Regions from separate parts of the Homo sapiens genome. Here region 2 is linked to region 1. Evidence: read pairs that join two places in POLR2A ChIA-PET (ENCODE). Cell type or tissue: GM12878. All regions are shown on one strand. Each heading gives the region's core, and the rest is flanking DNA. Links, peaks and the distances in the headings are about the cores only. Region 1 overlaps TESK2 (testis associated actin remodelling kinase 2). Region 2 holds the start of PTCH2 (patched 2).

Region 1 (8,334 bases), core at 200-8,199:
ATTCTCCCACCTTAGCCTCCCAAAGTCCTGGGATTACAGGTGTGAGCCACCGCGCCTGGCTAGCTACCTCATTCTTTTAATGACTACATAATATTAAGTTGTATGGATGCACATGGATTGATTGATTGGTCTTGCTCTAGTGCCGAGGCCGGAGTGCGGTGGTGTCATCTTGACTCATTGCAACCTCCGCTCCTGGGCTCAAGCGATTCTCCTGCCTCAGCCTCCCAAGTAGCTGGGACTACAGGCATGGGCCACCACGCTTAGCCAATTTTTGTATTTTTTGTAGAGACAAAGTCTCCTCATGTTGTTCAGGCTGGTCTCAAACTCCTAAGCTCAAATGATCCACCTGCCTCGGGCCTCCCAAAGTGCTGGGATTACAGGTGTGAGCCATTGTGCCTGGCCTGTACTGTAATTTATTTAATCTATCTCTATTTTTGGATATTTGGATTGTCTCCATTTTTCTGTTACTGTATTAGTCAGGGTTCTCTAGAGGGACAGAACTAATAGGATATATGTATATATGAAAGGGAGTTTATTAAGGAAGATTGGCTCACATGATCACAAGGTAAAGTCCCACGATAGGCCGTCTGCAAGTTGAGGAGCAAGGAAGCCAGTGACAAATCAGTCCAAGTTCTAAAACCTCAAAAAGTAGGGAAGCTGACAGTGCAGCCTTCAGTCTGTGGCCAAAGGCCTGAGAGCCCCTGGCAAATCACTGGTGTAAGTCCAAGAGTCCAAAAGCTGAAGAAGTTGGAGTCTGACATTCTTGGGCAGGAAGCATCCAGCATGGGAGAAAGATGAAGGCCGGAAGACTCAGCAAGTCTGCTTTTCCATCTTCTGCCTGCTTTATTCTAGCTACACTGGCAGCTGATTAGATGGTGCCCACCCAGATTGAGGGTGGGTCTTCCTCGTCCACTCCACTGACTCAAATGTTAATCTCCCTTGGCCGCACCCTCACAGACACACTAGGAACAATACTTTGCATCCTTCAGTCCAATCAAGTTGACACTCAGTATTAACCATCACAGTTACCAACAATTTATACTTTAATATTCTTGTACATATATCTTTGTGTACTGATAGCAACTGTCATTTTTCATGGCTATAAAAATATTCTCTTGGCCGGGTGTGGTGGGGGCTCACGCCTGTAATCCCAGCACTTTCGGAGGCTGAGGCAGGTGGATCACCTGAGGTCAAGAGTTCGAGACCAGTCTGGCTAGCATGATGAAAACCCGTCTCCACTAAAAATACAAAAATTAGCCAGGCGTGGTGGCACATGCCTGTAGTCCCAGCTACTTGGGAGGCTGAGGCAGGAGAATTGCTTGAACCCAGGAGGTGGAGGTTGCAGTGAACCAAGATCGCGTCACTGCACTCCATCCTGGGCAACAGAACGAGACTCAAAAAAAAAAAAAAAAAAAAAGGCCAGGCTAACACAAGGAACCTAACTTCCTCTTTCCTCTTGATTACTTTCTTTCCCACAGTCTCTGAAATTCTGAAATAGCCCTCTAACATCAGAAGAAAAGGTGAGTTGCCTTTCTTTTCTTTTCTTTTTTTTTTTTTTTTTTTGAGATAGAGTCTTGCTCTGTTGCCATGCTGTGCACCCAGCCCATGAGTTGCCTTTCTGCCCCAAGTGGTCCTTTTCAGGCCTTCTCATATTTAACTAGGAAAATTGATCAAAGGAGATATTATCCTGGAAATTCATAAATTCACCTAGTGCTTTACCATCTCACATTATTTGCATCGGGTCCAATATTAGTTTTGTGTTATTTCATATTCCAGCATATAAAGTTATAGATACATTTAGTATACACAGAAGATCAGAAACTGCATTAAAAAAAAAAAAAGAGATGGAGGCCAGGTGTGGTGGCTCACACCTGTAATCCCAGCACTTTGGGAGGCCAAGGCAGGTGGCCAAGGCAGGCCAAGGTCAGGAGTTCGAGACTAGCCTGACCAACATGGTGAAACCCCATTTATACTAAAAATACAAAAATTAGCCCAGCGTGGTGGTACGCACCTGTAATCCCAGCTACTCAGGAGACTGAGGCAGGAGAATCGCTCGAACCCAGGAGGTGGAGATTGCACTGAGCTGAGATCATACCATTGCACTTGAGCCTGCACGACAGAGAGACATTCCGTCTCAAAAAATAAATAAATACAATAAAAAAAAAAGAGATGGGGTCTTGCTATGTTGCCCAGGCTGGTCTCAAAGTCTTGGCCTCAAGCAGTCCTCCTGTCTTGGCCTCCCAAAGTGCTGGGATTACAGGAGTGAGCAACTGTGCATGGCCCAGAAAATTTTTTTTTGAGACCGAATCTCACTCCATCACCCAGGCTAGAGTGCAATCTTGGCTCACTGCAGGCTCCGCCTCCTGGGTTCAAGTGATTCTCATGCCTCAGCCTCCTGAGTAGCTGGGACTACAGGCATGCACCACCACACCTGGCTAATTTTTTGTGTATTTTTGGTAGAGATAGGGTTTCATAATGTTGGCCAGGCTGGTCTCGAACTCCTGAGGTCAGGTGATCTGCTTGCCTCAGCCTCCCAAAGTGTGAGCCACTGCGCTTGGCCAAAAAATGTCATATATGATCTTAATATCATTATTATACTTAACTAAATTAACAGTAATTTTCTACTATTGTCTGGTAGTCGTGCTTATTAAAACTTCCCCAATTGGCTGGGCATGATGGCTCATGCCTGTAATCCTAGCACTTTGGGGGGCTGAGGCGGGAGGATTGTTTGAGCCTAGGCGTTTGAGGCTGCAAATGAGCTATGGTTGAGCCACTGCACTACACCCTGGGTGACAGAGCAAGACCTTATCTTAAAAAAAAAAAAAAAAATCCCTAATTGTCTTTTATAGCTGGTTTGTTCAAATCAGGATCTAGCCAAGTATCATCATTGCATTTGGTTATTTTAACTGTTAATTCTTCAGAGTCAGAATTTGAACATAGTAGTGTGTACTCCAATGCGTTTGCTTTTTGTTATGTCATTGGAAAGAAGAAAAGCTTTTTAACAACCAGAACTTTGCAATAATAGAACAGACTACTGTAGTGAGCTCTTTGTTACTGGTGTTGTTTTAGTAGGCCAGGCTGACTCTGCCTTCTGTAGTGTCCAATCCAGTGGACAGTTTTCTTCATACCATATACTACTTTGTGGTATTTGATATGTGTGTTGTTTCCACTTTTGGTTTCTGTGACATATTAGGTTGGTGCAAAAGTAATTGTGGTTTTTGTCATTACTATCAATGGCAATATACTTTCTTCTGGTTTTATTCTTGCGTTTTTCCTTTTTAGTCTCATTTGTATACTCTTCCTTTTTTTGTCCTGTATATATTGATGTTCCCTTGACCACTTACCTGCTTTCACCTAAGCACAAAAAGAAGGTGCCTGGGCTTTGGTGCATGGTAGGAACTCGGTATTACCTAGAGTCATATTCTGTACTTTGGGAAATTTTTTAGTAAGTGCTAGTGACTTTTTTTTTTTTTTTTTGAGACGGAGTCTTACTGTCTTGCCAGGGAGTGCAGTGGCACGATCTCGGCTCACTGCAAGCTCTGCCTCCCGGGTTCACACCATTCTCCTGCCTCAGTCTCCCGATTAGCTGGGACTACAGGCACCCGCCACCACACCTGGCTAATTTTTTTGTATTTTTTTTTTTTTTTTTTTTTAGTAGAGACAGGGTTTCACCGTATTACCCAGGATGATCTCAATCTCCTGACCTTGTGATCCGCCTGCCTTGGCTTCCCAAAGTGCTGGGATTACAGGCGTAAGCCACCGCGCCCGGCATGCTAGTAACTTTTAAGTGTACATCTTCAGTCTAGTCCTCTCTCCTAAGCTCCAGTATGGTGTCTCCAACAGCCTCCTGGACATTGTTAACTGGTGTTCCTTCAGGCAACTTAAACTCAGTAAGATCTGAGAAGAATTTGCGTCTCCTTACACATCATATCCTTTAGGTGAATGGCTAGCCATTCTCCCAGTTACCCAAACCAGAAACATGGGAGGGATTCTAGTTAAACTTGGAGTCATCTGGGTACCTCTTGTACCTCATATGTCTACTTGATCACCTTTTTTTTTTTTTTTTTTGAGATGGAGTTTTGCTCTTGTCCCCCAGGCTGGAGTGCAATGGCGCAATCTTGGTTCACTGCAATTTCTGCCTCCTGGGTTCAAGCGATTCTTCTGCCTTAGCCTCCCAAGTAGCTGGGATCACAGGTGCCTGCCACCATGCCTGGCTAATTTTTGTATTTTTAGTAGAGGTGGGGTTTCCCCATGTTGGCCAGGCTGGTCTCGAACTCTTGACCTCAGGTGATCTGCCCGCCTTGGCCTCCCAAAGTGCTGGGATTACAGGTGTGAGCCACGGTGCCCGGACTTGAACACCTTTTTTTTTTTTTTTGAGATGGAGTCTTGCTCTGTCGCCCAGGCTGGAGTACAGTGGCACTATCTCGGCTCACTGCAAGCTCCGCCTCCCAGGTTCATGCCATTCTCCTGCCTCAGCCTCCCGAGTAGCTGGGACTACAGGTGCCGGCCACCATACCCGGCTAATTTTTTTGTATTTTTAGTAGAGACGGGGTTTCACCGTGTTAGCCAGGATGGTCTCGATCTCCTGACCTCATGATCCACCCGCCTCGGCCTCCCAAAGTGCTGGGATTACAGGCGTGAGCCACTGCGCCTGGCCAGAACACCTTTTTAAAAATGTCACTTATCTCTGCTCAGCATGGTAGTGCTGAGGCGGCTGAGGTGGCTGAGGCAAAGGGGATCCCTTGAGCTTAGGAGTTCGAGGCTGTAGTGTGCAGTGATCATGCCTGTAAAGTCCAGCCTGGGCAACATAGTGAGACCCCCATCTCTAAAAAAATGGTCACTTATCTTCTCTCACTTCTTTTTCCTCACTGCCAGTACCTTAATTAAGCCTTCCCTCTTATCTGTCATTAACAATTATCTTGTTTGGGTGCAGTGGCTCATGCCTGTAATCTCAGCACTTTGGGAGGCTGAGTTGGGCAGATCACCAGGTCAAGAGATTGAGACCATCCTGGCCAACATAGTGAAACCCCATCTCCACTAAAAATACAAAAAAATTATCTGGGCATAGTGGTGCGTGCCTGTAGTCCCAGCCACTCGGGAGGTGGAGGCAGGAGAATCGCTTGAACCCGGGAGGCAGAGGTTGCAGTGAGCCGAGATCGCACCACTGTTCTCCAGCCTGGGCAACAGAGCAAGACTGTCTCAAAAAAAAAATTATCTTATTGTACTCTATTATATTCATTGATTTACATGTATCTTTCAGGAGACTGAGTTCTTGGAAAGGTGGAGTCATGTTTTATTCCATTTTGTACATCCTCCTACCAGAGAGGCAATATTAACATAGCGATTAAGAGTACAGCCTCTGGGTTTGAATTCTGGCTCCTCCGCTTCTTTTTTTTGAGACGGAGTCTTGCTCTGTCGACCAGGCTGGAGTGCAGTGGTGTGATCATAGCTCACTGCAACCTCTGCCTCCTGGGTTCAAGTGATTCTTCTGCCTCAGCCTCCTGAGTAGCTGGGACTATAGGTGCACGTCACCATGCCTGACTAATTTTTGTATTTTTAGTAGAGATGGGATTTCACCATGTTGGCCAGGATGGTCTCGACCTCCTGACCTCGTGATCCACCTGCCTCAGCTTCCCAAAGTGCTAGGATTACAGGTGTGAGCCTCTGTGCTCAGCCTTCTACCACTTCTTGGTTGTGAGATTGGGCAAGTTAATTCCTTAATGCCTTCGTTTACACATTTGTAAATTGGGGGTAATAATGGCATCTATTTTATAGGACTGTTATGGATATTAAATGTAAAGCACTTGGAAAAGCATCTGGATTATAGTAAATGCTCAGTAAATACTATAGCACCTGTCCTAAAGCCTTGCACCTAGTGGCTACCCAATTAACATTTGAGTCAGCTAATAGAGGGGATTCCTGAATTGGTCTAAAGATTAAACTAGTTCATCTCTAACTGCCTTTATAACTTTCACCCTAAGTTTCTGTTTTATGTCATGGCTTAGGGCCTGGTGGATTGAAGTTACACAGCAAATATGATGCTTATTTAGAAGAGCTAATACACTTTTAAGAACTGGCTTTTGATCTGTCTGGTACTAATATATGCCATTGTGTATATTCGTGGTTAATTAGATAAGGGATGCCAGTTTTTATGCTAGATTGCCTTTGGTTTGAATGGAAACTGCAACTCATTATTTCACAGCAGGAAGGTAAGCTCAGCAGTATTGCTTTTATTTTTAATTAGATAGTCATCCTGAAACGTGTCTGTATTAGCTGTGTTGGTCCATAGAAAGAATAACAGCTGAGCAGACTTGTCATGTAGATTTGCCATGTGTTTGGTATTGATACACAGCTAATGTACTTGTCAGTATTCCCATTCTAGAAAATAAGTGGCCAGTTTTCGGGGCTACATATTACTCATAATGAATCCTTAATTTATTCTGGATTAGGTGGGGACTTTTTATGATTATAGAAAGAAAACAATGTGATGAGGATATTGGTATATTATGTTTGCAGTCTTTTTCTACTCTTTATATCTAGGGTGTGAAAGTCCACTGAATTCTCAGAAATCTTTTTTGATGACTTTGTGGGATAATATTACCAACTTTGTGCACATATGATTCCATATTTGGATGGACATTGACAATTTTTGATTGCTGGCTGACACTGCCAAATCCAGCTACCTGTTGGTAGATAGCTTTCTAGTGCATTGCAGGATTAAATTTGTGTCTGGACTATTGTGAAGTTGTATCTACTTTGTTTTGCTGAAATGAAGGGGTGAGAAACAGCAGATACTGTGCATTAGAATGGAAAATAGAGAATGATTGGGATTTGGCATATTTTCCCTGTCAGCATGGCATCCATTCTTTAGAAAGCCTGTTTAAATCAATACTGATTTTTCTGTCTGTAGAATGTGATTGAATGACTGAAGGAAGGCTTTTGCCTCAGAGACTGGTAGAGCCATCATTTGTACACTTTTTACTCACCCTGTTGAGGGAAGTTGGGGAATAGTAGTAGCTTTCTACGTAGCTAACCCACAAATCATTTTTCACAGAAATTTGATGTATTTCTGAAGGAGACATGTTATAATGGGAAGTGCTTAGGTTTGAAACTACTAGATTTGAATCCTGAGTCTCACTAGTTGTTTATATTTGGAGAAGTCATAATCTCTCAGGATTTTGATTTCTTTTTCTTTAAATTAGAGATGATAATACATGCTTTGCAGAGTTGTCACAAAGATTACAGATAACATACAAAACCCTTGGTAGAATGCGTGGTCTGTAGTAAATAGTGGCTGCAGTTATTATTTCCAGAAGCATATTTCAGACAGGAGTGTGGTCTGAGAGTCCTAAAAATTTCCTTGATATTTCTGAAAAATGATTTTTGGAATTCTTACTTTGGAAAGATTAAAAAATATAATATTGAAGATAGGCTATTTAGTTCACTAACTTTTTTTTAATTGGTAGCTTTTCAAATTACTTTCCCCAATCAAAGCTTTTAGTTGTATTTTCTTTGTGAAAAACAAATCAACTCCTATATAAATGAAATTAATATTTGAAAAAACAAACCTACCTATGTAGAAAAGAAAAAGTTTTGAACTTCCAAGTTTATAATATTTAAGTTGAGAACATAGTTACTAAAAAATTACTTGTGTCCTTATAAGCCACATAATTTGGGCATTTTTGAAAGACTGCTAAATGCTATTTCCTAGTCTAAGAACAAAAATGATTAAGCTTCTCTAACACAGTGTTTCTCAACCAGGGCATTATTGGCATTTAGGGCAGGACAATTCTTTGTTTTGTGCATTGTAGGACATTTAGCTTCCCTAGCACCTGCCCACTAAAATACCAGTAGTGCTCATCCCACACCCCCATCATTGTGACAATAACGCCTTATGTTTTTCTGGTAATGTGATGGTAACTGTAGTTATCTCTGTTCCAAAAAAAGTATATTAATACTTTGAGGGACACTATTAGTATCAATAGATAATACTCAATATATAAGACCAAGAGAGGTAATCCAGAGGCAGAAACCATCATAAAATGTCATATATTTGAAATAATGTATTTTCTTATTTTAAAAGTAATCATTCCCACATTTTATAAAATTGGGCTTGGTTTTAGGGTTTGTACGTGTATATCTTTGCTGCCTTTTATTAGTTATTAAAATTTGTCAGAATAAATTGACAGCCATTTATAGCTTGGTTGATTTCATTTAAAATATAGTCATTTAGTTTGCTCGCCAAGGGAGCAGAAGGCATGGTTTGGAAGTTTTCTCTTGCTCAGCACTTCTCTAAAATGGATTAATACAGTTCTTACTCCCATGGAGAGGACT
Region 2 (8,334 bases), core at 308-8,307, 630 kb after region 1:
AGAAAGGGGACCTCGAATGCCGAATCAGGGAGGACCCTGGGGATGTGCTGAGGAACAGGGTTCCGGGAGCTTGCCGGGTCAGACAAAACTTGACAGCTGCTACTCCAGGAATCCATCCCCCAGTTACAATTCATCCTTGCCTGCTGGCAAGAGTTCCTTGAGCCGAGAAGACTGCCACTACCCAGGATGATTGCATCAGGGGCCTTCTGCCATGGATAAATGGGGAGCTGCTGCATTGGTTCTTAGCCTCTCTCCTTTCCCCATACTTGAAGTGAGGGCCCATAAGCTCCTGTGAGCCTATAAGACTGCCAAGATTGCCCTCCAAGCTGTTCCCCAAGGCCAAAGGTCGAACTTCTTCCCAGTTCTTCACTACTTTACTATTACCATCCCACTTCCATACTCAGTGGAGAGAGGGAAATTGTGTTTAGCTGTAGCCCCAACAGGAATCTAGGGCCTGCATGGCCTAGTTGAGAAGTTGTTTCTATTTCCAGAGAATTGCAGGGGATACACTTTCTTTATCCACAGCTATCCCTACTCCTAAGGAGGTACATAAACCAGGCCTTTGTATGCAGCTTTCTAAATAGTTAAATGTGTCTGAGGAAGGGGGAGGCCCATGGAAAGGACCACCCAGACAGAAAGTCTAGAAAGCTCTGCTCTAATGAAGCTGACCCAGAGGGAGAGAGACTGGGCAGGAGAACACATTCTACTGGAAGCCAGTATGACCTGTCCTTGGCCTGAGCCATCTGCCACTACCCAGGATGATTGCATCGGGGCCTTTCTGCCATGGATAAATAGAGAGAGGCTGCATTTGTTCTTAGCCTGTCTCCTTCCCCCACACTTAAAGTGAAGGACCATTCCCTAATCTCTGGCTGCAGCCCTGGCACCAAATACTTGATAGGTACGCCAGGCGCGGTGGCTCACGCCTGTAATCCCTGCACTTTGGGAGGCCAAGGTGGGTGGATCACCTGAGGTCAGGAGTTCAAGACCAGCCTGGCCACCATGATGAAACCCCATCCCTACTAAAAATACAAAAAGTTAGCCCGACGTGGTGGCGGGCGCCTGTAATCCCAGCTATTCAGGAGGCTGAGGCAGGAGAATCGCTTGAACCCAGGAGGTGAAGGTTATAGTTAGCCAAGATGGCACCACTGCACTCCAGCCTGAGCAACAAGAGCAAAACTCCATCTCAAACAAACAAATACTTGATAGGTGCTATTGGCCTCAACCTGCCCACAGGGAAGGAGCATACATACCCAGGCTTGGCCCCTAAATATAACAGGTGGTGATGGGGCTGCCCAGGACCCCCACTTCCCTCCTCCACATCTCAGGGTCATTGACTCTGCTTGGCCTAGATAACAGAAGCAGCCAAAAGCTGGCGAGTGAGAAGCCTAGAGGAATGCCAGAGAAAGCAAGCCTGCCTTGCCTCCACCATGAATTAACTCCCACATGAACCCACCCCTGAAGCCAGACTGGTCACTTTACCCAGCACTGTGTGTATGTGAGTGTGGGCTGCCTCACTTTTCCTGGCACTGTTCCTCAGCCATATGTATTATCTCATTTAATCCTTATGTTAATGTCAGAGATTATGTGACTTCCCTGAGATCTCACAACCAGCAAATGAAAGATCCAGACCATGAGCCATTCCTTTTCCTTTTAGATTCTGTCATCCTCCCACCTCTCCCATCCAGTTCCTTTCACTTCTGGAAACATCCCTGAGTACCCCCAACTCAGTGGTTTCCCCTGTGGTCTCTGTGCTCCCCCTCAGGCTATGAACTTCTAAAAAGCAGGTACCCTGCAACACCAGAACCCAGCAAAGGAATGGACACATAAGAGATCCCAAGGCTGGGCGCGGTGGCTCATGCCTGTAATCCCAGCACTTTGGGAGGCCGAGGCGGGTGGATTGCCTGAGCTCAGAGTTCAAGACCAGCCTGGGCAAAACGGTGAAACTCTGTCTCTACTAAAATACAAAAAAATTAGCCAGGCGTGGTGTCACGCGCCTGTGGTCCCAGCTACTCGGGAGGCTGAGATGGGAGGATCACTTGAGCCTGGGCAGTAGAGGCTGCAGTGCACCAAGATCATGCCACTGCACTGCAGCCTGGGTGACAGAATGAGACCCTGTCTCATTGAAAAAATTTAAAAAAAGGAGATCCCAAGACGTTTGTTTCATGAGTCAGTAATGAGATTTAATTAGATTGCTTTTATCCTGTTATTTGGAGAATATCTCTAGTTTAGGCCCAAAACACGTACCCAGGACCAGTGGAAATGACAGTGAAACAAGCTGTTCTATCATAAAGGAGGCTGCTTGCAGAAAGAGAAGAGAAGCCTCTTTATCCCTTCCTATTCCTGGGGTCTATGGCTTTGGCTCTGGCTGAGCTTAGCTGGGCTCAGGAAACCATTTTGTTTGGGAGAAGACAGGTCATTTTGTAGCTTGGAGCAGCCAGACAGCACTAGGCCCTAGGTTGGAAAGGCTGGAAACTGTAGACCCATTTCTTCCATCCTAGTCTTTGAACTATAAGGCAAGAGGTTTCCTTAATAGACAGACTTGGCCTTGGAAGCATCCATAGAAATGGTGGACTTTGTCACAATTGTTAGCAGTGATGGGCCTATGATGAAAGCAGAGTCCCAAGGCCCAAGTGGTTACAAATCTATTTATCCATGGACCTTATGTCTTGCAGAGTCTGGTAAAAAGGAAGGAGATTAAGACTTACTTAAAGCATAGCATCGGGAGTTGTACTCCTGATGACAACCAGTGCTGAGTCCAGGCCACTCCCTGTCTTCAGCTATTGCCCCAAGAGCAAACTAGGGGCCCATACAGACTTAAGTTAGAGGCTGTTTCTATTTCAGAGACTTGCTAGGGGTACAGTTCTTTTTAACCTTAAATTTTTTATGTTATCATTATTATTGTTTTTTGAGGCAGGGTCTCACTTTGTCGCCCAGGCTGGAGTGCAATGGCACAATCACAGCTCGCTGCAGCCTCTATCAACTCTCCTGCCTCAGCCTCCCAAGTAGCTGGGACTACAGGTGTGCGCCACCACACCCAGCTAATTTTTTATTTTTTGTAGAGATGGGGTCTCACTATGTTGCCAGGGCTTGAACTCCTGGCCTCAAGCAATCCTCCCGCCTCAGCTTCCCAAAGGGCTGGGATTACAAGCATGAGCTACCATGCCACTTTATGCTCAGCAGGACACACTCTATAACAGGGAGAAGAAAGTGCTATTCAGGTAGGCTGCTTTTCATGTGCAGTTACTGTTTGGCCAACAGCATCATACATATATTAGTTCCTCCATAGGCATTTTTCTGGGTGAATGGACAAATGGAAATGGCAAACCTGTTAGGTGTTCACCCCTTCAACCTAAATGTTCCTCTTCCCCAGGACTGAGGCTCTAGAGATGATGTTAATTTGCACAAGCTTTCAAAAAATCAGTTGAGCAGTGTGTATCAAGAGCCATAAAAATGTTCATACTCTTTGACCCAAACAACCCACTTCTGGGAATCTGTCCTAAGGATATTCTCCAAATGATTGATTACAAAAACTACATAGTAACATGAAATATTTATGATGGAATGATTTTTTTTAAGTCTGGAAGAACTGACCAAGAAATTTGCCAGAGATAATAGTAGTTGTGTTAGAAAAATTAGCTTATTGTAGATTCATTTTCTCTTTCTCAAACTTTACATATTGGAATATTGATTTTACCCTACTCTGCCACTTGAGGTTTATCAATCAGGAACCCAATAGAAACAGCACACTCAGATAGGATAGTTGAAAGTTTAATAGAGGGACTATTGCCTCTATTCTTCCCAATTTCCAATCCTTTACACCCTGAATTCTGCAACTCTTAGTGACTCACTCAACAATTATTAAGCACCTATTTATTGTCTGGTGAAGAAGGCAGACTTTCAAGTACATAAGTTTTTGTGTCATAAATGCAATTATACATATATAAATTGAGTTGTTATGCAGAGCACAAAGAAGCAATTATCTGCCAGGAGAGAGACATGAATCAAGGAAGGTTTCAAAGAGGGGGTAGGCTGGGTACAGTGGCTCACGCCTATAATTCCAGCACTTTGGAAGGCCCAGGTGGGCAGATGACCTGAGCCCAGGAGTTTGAGACCAACCTGGGCAACATGGCAAAACCCTGTCTATACAAAATTACAAAAATTAGCTAGGTGTGGTGGTGCACACCTGTAGTCCCAGCCATTTGGGAGGTCGAGGTGGGAGGATCCCTTGAGACTGGGAGCTCAAGGCTGCAGTGTGCTGTGAAGGCACCACTGCACTCCAACCTGGGCAACAGAGGGAGATCCTGCCTCAAAAAAAAAAAAAAAAAGGTGGGTTTTGGGGGTGATTCAAGTTCAGTTTTTGAAGATTATCTGCCAAGACAAAAGGACCAAAACATGTACAAAGGCAGGAACGAGGGAACACTGATGTGAGGGAACTATGGGAGAGAAGGCTTTAGCTAGATCACACAGGGCCCTGTGCTCCAAGTGGGCCTTGTGCTTTGGAGCTATCAGATTTGCATGTTAGAGAAATGACTCTGGTCTCAGTGGAGAGAGTGGACTGAAGAGGGCAAGAATGGAAGCCGGGAAGAGTGAACAGAAGAAATCTTGGGCTTTGATTGGGTCGGAAAGAAAGTGTGGCCCTACCCACTTTGATGCCATCTCTAAGACCTACTGCTACCTGACCCCCGACCTCTGGAAGGAGACTGTATTCACCAAGTCTCCCTATCAGGAATTCACTGACCACCTCGTCAAGACCCACACCAGAGTCTCCGCGCAGAGGATCCAGGCTCCAGCTGTGGCTACAACATAGGGTTTTTATACAAGAAAAATAAAGTGAATTAAGCCTGAAAAAAAAAAAAAAGAAAAGAAAAAGAAATTGTGGCCCTAGGCCGGGCGCGGTGGCTCACGCTTGTCATCCCAACACTTTGGGAGGCTGAGGCGGGCGGATATCCTGAGCTCGGGAGTCTGAGACCAACCGGGGCAACATGGCGAAACCCGTTCTCTACCAAAAATACAAAAAGCCGGGCGTGGTGGTGCATGCCTGTGATCCCAGCTACTCGGGAGGCTGAGGTGGGAGGATGGCTTGAGCCTGGAAGGCGGAGCCTGCAAGCCGAGATGGAGCCACTGCACTCCAGCCTGGGTGACAGAGTGAGACCCCGTCTTAAAAAAAAAAAAAAAAGTGTATCCCTAACAGAGCCCGCAAAGGCCCTTTCTCAGCGTAAGCCTCTGGACTTACACTTGGCCGGCGCTGCGCCTCTCCGGGATCCCCCTCCCTCCTCCTCCCTGGGGCCCCGCGGGCGGGAGGGAGGCGCGGGGTGGCCCAGCCTGGGTGGTCTCCCGCCCCGCCCCCTGCGGCGCCGTTACCTAGCAGCGGGCCGGGCCGCGCGGCTAGGGTAATTTGCGGGCCCCTCAGCCAATGGGAGGGCGTCGCCCCGGCCAGCTCCCTTTTCTGGAGCTCCAGCCGCCTCCCGGGGACTGCAGTTGCCACCTCGAGCCCTGCTGTGCGTCTCGGGCCAGCAATTCCGCCTGCGCGCGGGACCCATTCCTCCTCCAGCCGCCGCGGCCCACGGCCCACGGAGCGGGTGAATCCCGGCGCCGCGCCCCGGACCCGCAGCTCCCTGCACTCCTCCCTCCCAGCCGCTTTAACACCCACACCCCACAGTCTCTCCCACGCCCGCGCCTTGGCGGCCCCACTGAATCCCTACGCGGGGCCCAGCGGTACCGGGAGACCGGGCTAGCCTATGGGAGCGCCCAGATAACGCGGGTTGGGGGCGCCCGCGCCCCCCATCCCCGCCAGCATGACTCGATCGCCGCCCCTCAGAGAGCTGCCCCCGAGTTACACACCCCCAGCTCGAACCGCAGCACCCCAGGTGAGTAGAGGGGGAGCTGGAAGAAGGAAGAGAGCGGAGCCAGGTCTGTCACTCGGGCCTCTGCAAGGTTTGTGATGTCTTGAAGTGCCGAGTGTCATTAGATGTCTGAAGGCAAGTGAGAGCCAGCACCGCAAGCAAGTTGTGCGTGTGTGTCGGTGTGTCTGTGCCGGTGTCTCCTCATCGTCTGGCCAGTGAGAATGAATGTCTGTGGGTTCACCTCTGTGTCCACCCGACGACAGGTGTGTGTACATATGTATCCTGCTCTCAGAAAATGGGCCTATGCCGGCCGGGCGCGGTGACTCACGCCTGTAATCCCAACACTGGGAGGCTGAGGCAGGCAGATTACCTGAGGTCAGGAGTTCGAGACCAGCCAGGCCAACATGGGGAAACTCTGTCTCTACTAAAAATAAAAAATTAGCAGGGCGTGGTGGCGGGCGCCTGTAGTCCCAACTACTCGGGAGGCTGAGGCAGGAGAATCTCTTGAACCTGGGAGGCGGAGGTTGCAGTCAGCCGAGATCACACCACTGCACTCCAGCCAGGGCAACAGAGCGAGACTGCGTCTCAAAAAAAAAAAAAAAAAAAAAAAGGAGAGAAAACAAAAAGAAAAGAAAGGAAAATAGGCCTATGCCTTCCTCAGGTGTGTGCTGGGGATGGTGGGTGTTACATCTTCCAAGTCTGGGCCTGTGTCTGTGTTGGTGCTCCCTGTCCCACATCCAGAAATCAAGAAGCGAGGGCTGGGCAGCAGATATACAGGGTGAGAAGGGAAGGATTTCATGCATTGTTGCAGTGATGCCTGGCTGACCCTTCTCTTTCCATCCCAGATCCTAGCTGGGAGCCTGAAGGCTCCACTCTGGCTTCGTGCTTACTTCCAGGGCCTGCTCTTCTCTCTGGGATGCGGGATCCAGAGACATTGTGGCAAAGTGCTCTTTCTGGGACTGTTGGCCTTTGGGGCCCTGGCATTAGGTCTCCGCATGGCCATTATTGAGACAAACTTGGAACAGCTCTGGGTAGAAGGTAAGTTGTGGACACTGGCCATAGCTGCTCAGGTATGGTGAGCCCAAGACAAGAACGGGGTGAGGAGCTGGCTACTGAGCTCTAGCAGGCCTGGCCCTGGGGCTGGAGGGTCACCTGCTGGCCAGAGTCCTACACCTGGGCATCTAGGAACACCGTTCCCTCCCACAACCATAAATGGACATCTGCAGATGTTAGACCTTGTGAATTGGGTGTATAGAATATTTGTCTGTGATTTTGTACGTTAGCATTTATTGCTAACTTTCTATGTGTGTCTTTGACAATGCATCAGGGTTTTACAAAGGCAGCTAAAACAAGATTCATCTTTCAGTAGCAAAGAAAGTAAAATATGTGCTGGAATAACTAAAATACAATACAGAGCATCCTGTGATTATGTGGTATAAGATAGGGTAGGGAGAAATCACTTCTGACCAGCAGAATCAGAAAAGTTAGAACTAGAAGGCTGGGGAAACTGAGTAAATAATCTGGCCAAGCCTGCAGGGAGAGGACTCAGGCACCCAGGCCCATTTAATGGAAAAGCAATACAGAATCCACACTTTGAGGCAATAGCCAGGGTCAGATGGAATCAAATCCTCACTTTCTTAAGGAAGCATAAAAGAAGAATGATTTTCTTGGGGTTTTTTTTTGGGGGGGGTTGTTTTTTTGTTTGTTTGTTTGTTTGAGACAGAGTCTTTCTCTGTCACCCAGGCTGGAGTGCAGTGGTGCGATCCTGGATCACTACAACCTCACTTCCCGGGTTCAAGTGATTCTCGTGCCTCAGCCTCCAAGTAGCTGGGATCACAGGTGCCCACCAACACACCCGGCTAATTTTTGTATTTTTAGTAGAGACAGCCTAGACCTCCAGGGCTCAGGTCCTCCCACCTCAGCCTCCCAAGTAGCTGGGATTACAGGCGTGCGCCACCACACCCAGCTAATTTTTGTTTTGTTTTGTTTTGGAGACAGAATCTCACTCTGTCACCCAGGCTGGAGTGCAGTGGTGTGATCTCAGCTCAGTGCAACCTCCACCTCCCAGGGTCAAGTGATTCTTGTGCCTCAGCCACCTAAGTAGCTGGGACTACAGGCATAAGCCACCACACCCTGATAATTTTTGGGTTTTTGGTTTTTTGTTTTTTTTTTGAGACAGAGTCTCACTCTGTCTCATCCAAGCTGGAGTTTAGTGGCTTGATATCGTCTCACTGCAACCTCTGCCTCCCAGGTTCAAACGATTCTCCTGCCTCAGCCTCCAAAGTAGCTGAGATTACAGGTGGGCGACACCATGCCTGGCTAATTTTTGTATTATTAGTAGAGACCAGGTTTCACCATGTTGGCCAGGCTGGTCTCGAACTCCTGGCTTCAAGTAATCCGCTCACCTCAGCCTCCCAAAGTGCTGGGATTACAGGTGTGAGCCACCGTGCCTGGCCAGAATGATTTCTCATTAATAATTTCAGCAGGCCAG

The links. ChIA-PET counts read pairs that join two places held together with the same protein. Peaks named below come from ENCODE experiments on the same cell type or tissue, not always from the same donor. Only the 100,000 strongest peaks of a DNase experiment are listed, where the experiment ranks them.
Region 2: POLR2A ChIA-PET joins it to region 1 with 10 read pairs; 2 of 35 experiments call an interaction of 5 or more read pairs at or near these places.

The regions. Positions count from the first base shown.
Region 1 is chr1:45,468,293-45,476,626 of GRCh38, reverse strand. The region is part of intron 1 of TESK2 (testis associated actin remodelling kinase 2); the gene reads left to right. Among named protein-coding and RNA genes, the nearest start is that of TESK2, 19 kb to the left of the region's middle. RefSeq lists a silencer at 3,023-3,072. In GM12878, for the core only: no CTCF peak of the experiment used is centred there; a DNase peak (open chromatin) is centred at 6,156.
Region 2 is chr1:44,840,394-44,848,727 of GRCh38, reverse strand. It overlaps PTCH2 (patched 2), which reads left to right and starts at 5,475. Exons shown (of 22, transcript NM_003738.5): 1 at 5,475-5,867; 2 at 6,689-6,881. The coding sequence starts at 5,796. RefSeq lists a silencer at 5,260-5,529. In GM12878, for the core only: no CTCF peak of the experiment used is centred there; no DNase peak of the experiment used is centred there; H3K4me3 peaks cover 693 bases.